Regions from separate parts of the Homo sapiens genome. Here region 1 is linked to region 2. Evidence: chromatin contacts called from ENCODE Hi-C or POLR2A ChIA-PET data. All regions are on one chromosome and are shown on one strand. Each heading gives the region's core, a stretch centred on a gene start or an enhancer-like site at or near the end of the contact. The rest is flanking DNA. Distances are from core to core; before and after follow the strand shown. Region 1 overlaps LOC105378008 (a long non-coding RNA gene). Region 2 overlaps RPS12 (ribosomal protein S12).

Region 1 (5,830 bases), core at 605-3,104, 110 kb after region 2:
ATTAAACTAACTTTATAAGCTAGAAAGAGTGGTTGAAACAAATAAACTGAAATTCAACAGGATAAACATAACTCTTACATTTAGGTTCGAATAATCTATTTCTTGTGTGGAGAATAGTGAATATTTGATTTGGTAGCATATGGAAGGTAAATTTACATATTTTAATGCTAGTTAATCTAACCCAAGAGTGTGGACCTACTGCTAAACACCTAACTCAGTTTTATTGTCTATTAGCTGAAATATAGTGTCCACATCAAGGAAATTATTAGTCTAACCTCATTTGCTGCTGGTCACACAGGAAGTGCTCTATTGAGTTCTGGGCACTACATTTTTAGGGAGAAGTTGACAGCAAACTGGAACATGTTCAAAGGAATAACGGTGAAGGGTCTGGAAACCATATCATATAAGGAATAACTGGGGGAATGTGTTCATTTAGCGAGAGAAAATGACAAGCTGTGTTAACAATTTCAAAGGCTGTTCGGTAGAAGAGGGGGTAGACTTTTCCGCAGAGTTACAGAACTAAAATGAATGGTGGAATCACAGAGTGGTAAGTTTAGGCTCCCAGAAGAAAATGCTTTTCTAACAATTACAGTTATTCGTGAACAGGCTGACTCAATAGTGGCAAGTTGCTGGCCACCAGGAGTGACCTGTGTACCCACCTGTCTGAGCAGCAGGAGGGAGGGTGGGGCTGCTGGCTCTTGGGAGTCTGAGACAGAATCTATGATGGTCCTTTCGTGTACTCCCTGTAAGAGGCATAGTCAGGATCTAGGGCAAAATTTTCTCTTTTAAATTTAAACTGAAGTCCATCTTCATATTCGCGATGACCCACTCAGGATTCTTTTATGCATTTAGAGAAAATGGCTCTCTCTCTCTCTCTCTCTCTCTCATACACACACACACACACACACACACACACACACACACACAGTGTATTTTATATCTTTCTTCCTTTTGCCATTTCTTAACTGGGATAAAAGAGGTCAAGATGGGTAGCCAAGTGGCAGTAAAATACATTTGAATCAAAGTCACATTCAGCAACCATAGCAGAAATATTTTCCCAAGGTTTATTTCTGATTCTAACTGCAATAGTTCATGATCTAGCTTGGCGTGTGTCAACCAGGTTGTCGCTTTGTACCTTGTGTGGGAAAAGATATACTGGAAACAGAGTAAGAGGTAAACACTAATAATGTTTGCCTTGATGGCAAAAATCGTGTTGCAAAGGTGTGTTGTGTTTTCTTGGGAATCGTAGGGTAGAAACATTACGTGAAAAGAACAGATTAAAAATTGCTGTTGTCAGCATCCATCTTTGTACAGTTTTCTAAAGCTTTTTCTGTATATGTATTAGTGACTATGGTATTCTTTATTGTAAATCCTTCACTCATGCTGATATCTAAAGATAGGTCCTACATTTATGAATTGAGAGATGGTGACAAGTCTTTCCTTTCCTTCCTCTTTTGCTTTTTCCCTTCCATCGTCTTCTTCCTCCTCCTCCTTTTCCTCCCTTCTCCAGCTCCCCCATCTGTTCTCTTCCTCCTCATTTTCTTCTTTTCTTTTCCTAACAAAGGGGCATGCCTTTTTTCTACCCTTGAAACCCCAGGGTACAGATTGAGAGTGCTTTTGGTTTCTTCCTGGCATTTCACCTTTTTCCTGTGCTTTGCTGTTTACTGACTCTACAACTTTGCAATGTCCTTTTGGTAAAGCAAACAGGACAGCCTAACCTGTGGAGAAATTATTAATAAAATTTCAAGAAGTCAACTCAGCATGGACTGAATAATGAAATTTGGAATGTTTTCCCTATTGTTGCCTGGATCCAGCCAGGCAGCTTTGGCCCGGGTGGCTCAGCCCAGCTTGCCCTGTGTGGTTTAAGGCCTTTAACTATGAGGCAGGTCATTAACCGGCTGGTGAAGCAACAGCACATTGTTCTGTTATTTTCAAACCACAACAGCCTCTGTGGAATCCAAGAGCCATAAAAATGTAGTTCTGATGCTGCCTGACAGAGGCATAATTCATGAACTCTATAATTTAAAGGGATTTCAATGCAATTGTAAAACTAATAAAAAATGAATTGCTTTTGGGGAACACTGGTACCTTATTTAATCAATTGATTCTACTAATTTAAAAATACAGTTGGCCTGGTAGCTGTGTGTGTGTGTGTGCGTGCATGTGTGCGTGTGTGTGTATGTGTGTGTGAAGATAAGTAAGATTAAATCTGATGCCAACAGTTAGTTTCACGTACATAACATTGCTTTTGGACCAAAAACAAAAAAAAAAAAAGAAAAAGAATCTCAGAACAATGTATGTCCTGTAGCCAGTAACAAAGTGTTTCTCTCTGTACCTTTTTATCATTTCCCCCCCAGAGGTTGATTATGCCCAAGTTAAAAAAAAAAAAGTTTTGGTAAGTTACTAGAAGGTTTAAATTTCAGTCTGGATTTTTTTTTTAAAGCCTCAAATGAAAGGCTTTCTTTAATCAGATAACTGACCAGCCAGTAATTTTAGCCCAACTATGACACACCAGTTGGCAGGTACAGAGGTGCGCAGCCCTAAGCCTTTGCCTCTGTCCCCGTTTCTCTGCCCGCTGGGACTGTCATTGAGCTTCCGTGTCTTACTGCTGGTCCCCAGAGACTGCCTCCAAACATCCTGAAGTTCAGAAAACGAGAGGCAGCTGTCAGAGGTGACCACGCAGAGGGCACAAGAGGGACTCCGTCCCTCCATCACCCCACCTGGGGAGAAAAAATAGGGCCGCCCCACACCGCAGCTGTCTCAGATCCAGAGCATCTACGTTTCAAATTGATCCCTGATTTCCTGAAACCTTGGCTCTGAAGTTGTTTAGGAGGCTTCGGTGGGGCTTTAAATACAAGCACATTAACTCGTCTATTTTAACTCCCCCATCATGAGTAATGGCAGCTCAAAAATGCCCTCTATGATGTCACGTCACAAAAGGCTCAGAAAATTATCCCTTTCCCCTATTGTCTGTCTGTTTTCTTTTGTTCCTTCTCTACTCACCACGTTCACTGGCAGCCATGAATAAAATGTAACATGCTAAATGACTGACATCCATTAAAGCCCCTCGACAAACCTTGGGCCGTGTTTTGAAAGGGCCCTGGAAGAAAAAGGATTGTGTGCTCTTTGAATCTTGGTCTGCTGAACGCCTGCCAAGTGAAGGCTGCTCCATTCAAAGGGCTGAGTGAATAAATGAGAATAACATCCTTGGGGACCCACGGGATCAGTTTACTCCGAAAATGCTCAGCTTCACAAAGGGTCAGAGTCACAAGGTAAATGAAAATGGCTAGAAGAGGACTTTGATGGCCGAAACACTGTAACAGTAGAGGACTTGAAAGAAAACTTTATTTAAAAAAAATAAAAAAGAGGAAAAAGAGAAAAGCGGGGGCAGGGGAATCTCAGAAAGGGAAAATCGGTTTATAAGAACAAAATGCTTTGACAGCGACATCAGTGAATATTTGTTTATAAATTATACACAGGTAGTATATACATAAATGTATGTGCTTGTGAAAATGTATAAACTTTTCATCCACATCTGTAAAAACCATGAACTAATTTTACTTTACACATGAATAAAAACTGGGTCAAGCCTGTTAGCTCATTTTCTTGGTGGGCTACAAGTACTCTAATTGTCATCTTAGTTGCAAGTGATAAAATCTGCAGTCCCATCAAAGATGCCATTTCTTTGGATCACTCCTTGTTTGTTTGTTTTTTTCCACACACCATTTCTCAGTCAGAATGATTTCTATTTAACCACTTTAATGGAGGTGAATTAGAAGCAGTTTTTAGGCAAGGAAATCAGAAAAACCACAAGAATTCTTGACATGTTTCCACAGAGACCCCTGCATGGTGCCTGACACAGGTCACTCATACCAGACCCTCGGGCCCCTGGCCCTTTCAGCTAATTTTTAGGTGTATAGACTGTGGTAGTTTAAAGAAATCCTGCGAATTAGTTATATCAGATTATCTCTTGTAAAGATGTAAGTGAAGTTTAGGTCTCTCCTTTAAAAAGAAACTCAGCTAATGATAATTATGACAGAGGTAGGAGCTAAAGTAGCTGAAGTAGAGGAAGGAGAATTGTGGCAAATGACGGCCTTGCCCCTGCAGGTCTGGTTTCTAGTAGAGGTGACATCAGACAAACTCAACCTTGAACGGTGGGGTGGGTGAAATGTGTCCCTCTCCCTTCCAAAGGTCTGTCCACCCAGAACCTGTGACTGCAAGCTTATTTGGAAAAAGGGTCTTTGCAGATGTAGTTAAATTAAGGAATCCAGGGTGAGCTCATCATGGATTAGGATGGGCTCTAAATCCAAGGACAGTGTCCTCTTTAAAGAAGAGAGGGGAGAAGACAGGGAAGAAGGGAATGTGAAGTCAGAGACAGAGATTGGAGGAGTGTGTTCCGAAGCCGAGGAATGCCAAGGGTTGTGGGCAACCACAAGAAGCCAGGAGACAGGCATGGATCAAGTTCTCCCTCCCAGCTTCAGAAGGAACCACCCTGCTGACACCTTGATTTAGGACTTCTGGTTTCCAGAACTGTAAGAGAATAAAGTTCTGTTGTTTTCAGCCACCAAGGTTGTAGCAGTGTGTTACTACTACTCCGGGAAATGAAGACTGATGACAGTGGCTGGGTGCTGTTGCAATCGTGGACTCATTCATTTTGGGCTTGCTGCTCTCCAGGAAGAGAGAAAAGAGTTCCTCCTGAGGCAGCTGATTGCATTACTGAGTGACAATGGCACATAGGCACACTCTGTCAGAGGTCTCCCTGGTGATCATTTTTCCTAAAAGACCTCTGTTTTTCAATCACTAAACATGCATATCTCCTCAGAACAACATTATTTAGCTGATGTTTGTAAAGGAAAAAAAAATATTCCCCCAAACTCATTGGTCTATGGGAAAAACTCATATTATATTCCAAATATCGTTGGTAACAGAATGGCATGTAAAAGGCTGCTGGTGTTAAGGCCATGGTACTCCACACAAAGCAACTGCATGTGTTGACTGCAATATTAATTCTTCAGTAATTAAAAATTGATGTTTTAAGCAGTTTATATTCTGATTTACTAGTTTGTTACTTACATAGAGGAGTCTTGTTACTTATATAGAGGAGTCTTATTGTGTTTTAATAATTTGGTTGGTGATTTGGGGTTAGTATATAGCACATTTTAACTTTTTCCACTACAAATAATGGGAAATTGACTTTCAGTTAATGTTTTCTCAAAGAATGTCTGTTTCTCAAGAATGTATTATGGAAGTTGTGCAGGAGAGGTCTGTATTTCCTTTTATTGGTATACATATGCGTATACATATTTTAAAAGACCATGTCCATACGCTTGGATGAAATCTTCTGTTAAAAGATGTGATTTAGACTGGGCATGGTGGCTCACACCTGTAATCTCAGCACTTTGTGAGGCCGAGGTGGGTGAATCACCAGGTCAGGAGTTTGAGACCAGCCTGAACAACATGGTGGAACCCCATCTCTACTAAAAACACAAAAAATTAGCTGGGCATAGTGGTGGGCCCCTGTAATCTCAGCTACCCAGGAGGCTGAGGCAGGAGAACCACTTGAACCTTGGTGGTGGAGGTTGCAGTGAGGCAAGATCATGCCACTGCACTCCAGCCCAGGTGACAGAGTGAGACTCTGTCTCAAAAAAAAAAAAAAAAAAAAAAGAAAAGATGTGATTTAGTATCTTTACCTATCTGAATTAGAAACATTAGGGAGTGGCCGATTTAATTTAGATTTAGGATACTTTAGTGTTTACAAGTTATAGTAGATTCTTCTTCAGTTTTCATATATGGTACTGGCTGAAACAAACTTTTGAATACTGGTCATTGC
Region 2 (5,821 bases), core at 1,963-4,462:
AATGAAGAAATAAATCTTTGGCTCACATTCCTCATGTCTGGCTTTTTATTTGGGGCAGTAAAATAAGGTCCCTGTTAGCAAAGTAAAATGTAATCATCGCAAAGTGATTGCTACAGATTAACTGGAAACTTGCTCTCAAAGTCTTCTCCCCAGCCAATGACTGCATCATGGGGCAATTCAAACCTGGACAGCCTTAGCAAAGATAGGTCTGCCATGCAGTGTTGGTGATGGCCAGGATTACTTAGCTATGGGCATTTATCCCTCACTAGACTAGCCTAGAATTTGGAGAGAGAGGTTGTGTTTTTAATAGATTGCAGTCTATGAAAGGACAGTGAGTAGACTTGCTGGGCAGGTTAGTAGAAAGTACACAGTTGGGCCAGGATCATATCTTGCATGTGGGACAAGTGTTATGATACCCAGGAATGCTTGTGGACATTCGTTTGACTTCTTTGGTTGGAGACGGAGTTTCACTCTTGTTGCCCAGGCTGGAGTGCAATGGCGCAATCTTGGCTCACTGCAACCTCTTTGTCCTGGGTTCGAGCGATTCTCGTGCCTCAGCCTCCCAAGCAGCTAGGATTACAGATGCCTGGCAATTTTTTTGTGTTTTTAGTAGAGATGGGGTTTCACCATATTTGGCCAGGATGGTCTAGAACTTAGACAGCAGGTGATCCACCAGCTTCAGCCTTCCAAAGTGCTGGGATTACAAGTGTGAGCCACCATTCCTGGCCTTTTGTGCAGGAGCGAGAGGGGCTTGAATGCACCCCAGTCCCTAGAAATCGCAGTGAGAGAAGCCATGGCTGGTGTTTGGTGTATTTTAAACTTGGATAAAGGTACCGTTAAAAGAATGTTGTGAGGCCATATACTTGGCCAATCCTGGTTTTGAAGACTATACCAAGGTTTTTCTTTGCGTCTTAAACCTTGATTGAGAATCTCCGAGTAGGGTCTCCCGTACTGGTTGGTTTGGTAGTTATAGCTAAAGCTGGTTGACCTTAGCATGGTAGTGACATTGAGTACCCTCATGGAAAGCAAGGAGCTCTGAGAGATTTTTTCTGAAGTGTGTATAACCTGGAACTGTGTGTTAACATTGAAATTGTCAACCTCATGTACTCTGGCTTTTCTGAGGAAAGTTCACTTTGAATTCTAGTTTCCTTGTATGACCAATCTATGTAGACATTTTTGAGTGCCTGTTGCATATTTTTTGGTGGAGATGGGGTTTCACCACATTGTCCAGGCTCAGATTTTTTTGTTTTGTTTTGGTGTTTCCATGTCCACTGTCATCTCAGCTGCAAAACACCAAAGTCAGAAGGAATGTTAATCTCCCAAGTTTTTTTGTTGTTTTTGTTTTGTTTTTTGAGACAGTCTTCACTCTGTCACCCAGGCTGGAGTGCAGTGGCACGATTTCAACTCATTGCAACCTCTGCCTCCAGAGTAGCTGGGATTACAGGCGCATGCCACCATGCCCAGCTAATTTTTGTATTTTTAGCAGAGATGGGGTTTCACCATGTTGGCCAGGCTGGTCTGGAGCTCCTGACCTCAGGTGTTGGATTGGCCTCCCAAAGTGCTGGGATTACAGGAATGAGCCACTGTACCTGGCCCCAAATCTAACCTTGAACTCTGCATCTTCCCTTACTGTTGCTCTGTGTTTGCTCCAAGTCATTAAAATGTCTCCATCCTCAGACTTTGTCGGTTTTCTGGCTGTTGTCCTCCAGCAGCTTCTGGTCAAATGCAGTGGCTCAATCACAGCCTTTTCCTGACCTCCAGGATTTTAAGTACTGTTGTGTTAGCATTTTGACCTTTACCACATTTCAGTTCTTTCTCTTATTCTGCCTGTGCTTTCAATTGTAATAGTTTCCAGAGTTCAGGTGAGCATGTTTGCTTCTCTGCAGCCTTCCTGAGACATTCTCCCACTCCCACAGCTTCCCCTGATTCCCAAGTCTATTTTGTTTTCTTTGATCAACTCTAAGCTGTACCAGACAATTTCCCAAGGAAGACCCACTTGCTCTTCAAATTTTGCGTGCCTTGAAGTGAACTTTACCATCACTAACATGTTTTTGTTAGAGGAAAAGAAAGCTGACTGTGTGGTATGCACCATACTGCATTCATTATCACTTGTTACTGCGTACCACTTTCCCAAGCCAAAGGCCTTGGCATCCTCAACTCCTACCTGCGCTGTATAGGTCTTACTACTGTCAGTCTCATCCAGATGATTTTCAAGACATGAGTCACTCCACTCCAGTTACTCATCCAGACTTCTGAGTTACAGTTATTGAAAAGTGATCATGTCCATCTCTTCATAACTTTGGTTTGTTCTGTTTGAAGTACCTCTACTTTTCTCCATCTAGATATCTCCTACTCATTCTTCAAAACTCAGTGCAAATGTAATGTCGGCTTCAGAGTGTGATTTGCCTGTGTAGCTTATATGGAATTCACTGGGGAGCCCACTGAAGCAAAAGTGCCAGGACAGAAGCAGATGTCTTCATTGTTTTATGGGGGAAAATTGTTTTATGACATTGGTTGCTGTGTGTGCTCAGAATCTTGTTGAGGACATCCCTCATGAACCCAAAAGGAGAGCTGTTTGAGCCTAGCACTTGATGTTTTCTTGCACCCATGGACAATGAGACTTGTGACTGCCTGTTTTCTTTGGCTGTAAGAGCCTCCAAATGAAAGACTCAATTTTCTTTCTGTTCTTTATTCTTTTTTTTTTTTTTTTTTTGCCTCATTGTGATTTTATTAGCGTATTCTATGTATTTCTGATAAACCACTTTAAATGCTTTAAAAAATGAATGAGAGGCCAAGCGCGATGGCTCACCCCTTAATCCCAGCACTTTGGGAGGCCAAGGCGGGCGGCTCACGAGATCAGGGAGTTTGAGACCAGCCTGGCCAACAGGGTGAAACCCTGTCTCTACTAAATACAAAAAATAGCTGGGTGTGGTGGTGGGTGCCTGTAATCCCAGCTACTCGGGAGGCTGAGGCAGGAGAATCATTTGAACCCCGGGACGTGGAGGTTGCAGTGAGACAAGATCGCGCCATTGCACTCCAGCCTGGGAGACAGGGCAAGACTCCATCTCAAAAAAAAAAAAAAACATCTAAAGAGAAATTGTAAAAAGGCTGTATTAGACTGCTGTTATAAACAAGTACTGTCAGTCTTTAACTGGATTGTTGAGGCAACAGAAGCATTACATAGACAGCTTATAAACCGTAGGAAAGTGTGGAAACATCTGCTAGGCTTACTGAGGACTAGCCCTTAATGGAGTTTGAATTTCTTTTTTTAAATGAGTTCGTTATTTAAAGAGTTGTGCTCAAGGACTATGTTAATCACAAGTACTCCTGAGAGCCACTGAGAGAGAAGAGACTATGTAGTCAAGGAATAAGGTCAGTAGCCATCACCACTCCAGGAAAAGGATGGGACAGGCTGATGGCAGAGAAGGGTACAGCATTGTCCTCCCAGCCAGGCATTTTCAGAAAGGTCAATCCATGTGCTAGAAGAACAACTTCAGCAGTAAGTCCTAGCAAAAGAGATGGCGTGGTTAAGGAGGTGACCTGGGGAGAGGCCACCAGACTCACTCAGGGCACCAGTCTGACTCACTGCTGGTGGCTTGGGATATAGAAGTATCGACACATCAGAATGTTCAGAAGGATTGGGACCAAGCCGATCCCAGGCAAAAATAAATCATGAGTTCCTTTTTGAAAACATGTTTTGACACTTCAAATATAACAGTACATCTCAATTCAAATTGCTTTATCATAAGTGAGATGTTTCAGCCAGCTCTTTTCCCAGAGTTTACAGATCATAATCTTAGTGTGTTGATAAGTTGTATTCAAATCTGGCTTTTGCTTGGGAAGGCTTACAAATACTGGGGAGGAGGATGAATCTTCCTCCTAAGGATTCTTCACCTATGTTGATGGGCAGTTTTCTAAGCTCTTCCCTACTTTGTGTAAAACATTCCTCAGAGTATTTTTTCTCCCCTTTTCCTCCTCCTCTTTCTTCCTTTCTTTTTTTTTTTTTTTGCTAAATGTTCAGTGACGGTCTTCATCACCACACTTTTAATTTGGCTTCCACAGTACCTTAGTTTTTGGAAGGAAATGTGCCAGAGAAGAGACAGAAGTGTCTTTTTGTTGTATTTTTCCATCTCTTTTGAGTTCGTTTTTTAAATATGAATTAACCAAACTGAGTGACAAAGATTGTGAAGATAGAAACCCTGGTGATCCTCCTGAGACCCTACCAATCAGTGAGGTTCTATTTGCCTTTCACTTTTTGATGATAAAGGGAGAGAAAAAAATTTTTGGTTTTTTTTTTGGTTTGTTTTTTGTTTTTTTTGAGACAGTCTCGCTGTGTCACCCAGGCTGGATTGCAGTGGCACAATCTCGGCTCACTGCAGCCTCCGCCTCCCGGGTTCAAGTGATTCTGCCTCAGCTTCCCAAGTAACTGGGACTACAGGCATGCGCCACCATGCCTGGCTAATTTTTGTATTTTTAGTAGAGACGGGGTTTCACCATATTGGCCAGGCTGGTCTCAAACTCCTGACCTCGTGATCCGCCTGCCTCGGCCTCCCAAAGTGCTGAGATTACAGGTGTGAGCCACTGTACCCAGCCAGGGAGAGAAAAAATCGTAAAGCATCAATTCAGAATGTTTTAGTTTAGAAAACCTTTATTAGGCCAATTTCAAATAAAAGAATAGGCATAGCTGTAAGTATATTCATCACAGAGCTACAATACTTTGTGTTGATGGAGAATTGAATAAAATATATGTTTACTTAATGGGATATTAGGGTGCCACTGAAATAGTATAGAAGGGCATTTGTTAATATACATGTTTTGAAAAGTAGTTGAACGTACAATAGGATAGCATTTTCTAGAAAAAGAAAAGGAGGAAATACTAAAATAATATAGAATATAAAGGGGCCGAGAGTGGTGGCTCATGCCTGTAATCCTAGCACTTTGGGAGGCCAAGGTGGGCGCGGATCACCTGAGGTCAGGAGTTCAAGACCAGCCTGGCCAACATGGTGAAACCCCATCTCTACCAAAAATACAAAAATTAGCTAGGCATGGTGGCAGGCGCCTGTAATCCCAGCTACTCGGGAGGCTGAGGTGGGAGAATCTCTTGAACCCAGGAGGCAGAGGTTGCAGTGAGCCAAGATCGCACATTGCGCTCCAGCCTGGGCAACAGAGGGAGACTCAGTCTCAAAAAAAAAAAAAAAAAAAAAAAAAAAAAAAAAAAAAAAAGAATATAAAGGTACATGCTGGCAGAGAAGACAGGTTGGAAGGGTATACATCAAGGTGTTAATGTTTCTAGGAAGGTTTTCCATTTGCTTGTTTTCTTTTTCCTCTAATCAACATGTATTGCTTTTGAAGTAAAATATTTATTTTTATTTTTTAAAGGAAAGTTTACTTGGAAGAAACCCAAGCAGGCACTGAGAAAGAAGGCCAAATGCCAATAAAACATTTTAAATTAAATGAAATAAAGATACAGTACATTCTTGGGGTTAATTTTGAGTGCCATTAATAATCTTTTTAAAAATTTATGTTTTGTGAATCAAGTGAGTTTATATACTTGTCTGTACTTTAAGTTGTAAAAACAAAACTGCTTAAAACGAATGAATTCATGCCTAGCCAGCAGAGGGCAGTAAGAAACTGATGCCAGCTGAGGGACAGGTCAGTGAAAAACAGGAAGACAAGGTAAGAAGCAGGGACTATAGCAGGTTCACCCTAGGAAAAGATTCTTATCGCATTCTGTGAAGATTTTGAGAATTCTGTTTGTAGGAATAGAGATTATAGGATATTGTTGAGCTTAGTTTACTATTTCTGGTTGCATTTATTTGCT

What was found. Hi-C counts contacts between places; a loop is a spot of excess contacts on that map. ChIA-PET counts read pairs that join two places held with the same protein, here RNA polymerase II (POLR2A). Pooled maps may share reads with other maps.
Region 1: a loop to region 2 is called in a map of PC-3, with 2.6 times the contacts of the local background. The contact joins two enhancer-like sites. A Hi-C loop is called at or near these places in 7 of 168 maps with a recorded cell type or tissue (Calu3, HAP-1, HCT116 and 4 more), 5 of 37 single-sample maps with no recorded cell type and 11 of 50 pooled maps. POLR2A ChIA-PET finds 5 or more read pairs at or near these places in 4 of 52 experiments (HEK293, WTC11 and activated T-cell).

What each region holds. Positions count from the first base shown.
Region 1 is chr6:132,930,222-132,936,051 of GRCh38, forward strand. The region is part of intron 4 of LOC105378008 (a long non-coding RNA gene); the gene reads left to right. Among named protein-coding and RNA genes, the nearest start is that of SNORA33, 120 kb to the left of the region's middle. Within about 2 kb of position 1,855, at least 4 of the 41 ENCODE cell types and tissues checked have a DNase peak (open chromatin) inside an H3K27ac peak, as active enhancers do.
Region 2 is chr6:132,817,538-132,823,358 of GRCh38, forward strand. It overlaps RPS12 (ribosomal protein S12), which reads left to right. Exons shown (of 6, transcript NM_001016.4): 6 at 1-27. The coding sequence ends at 5. Among named protein-coding and RNA genes, the nearest start is that of SNORA33, 3.2 kb to the left of the region's middle. RefSeq lists enhancers at 1,962-2,011, 3,281-3,350. Within about 2 kb of position 3,213, at least 2 of the 41 ENCODE cell types and tissues checked have a DNase peak (open chromatin) inside an H3K27ac peak, as active enhancers do.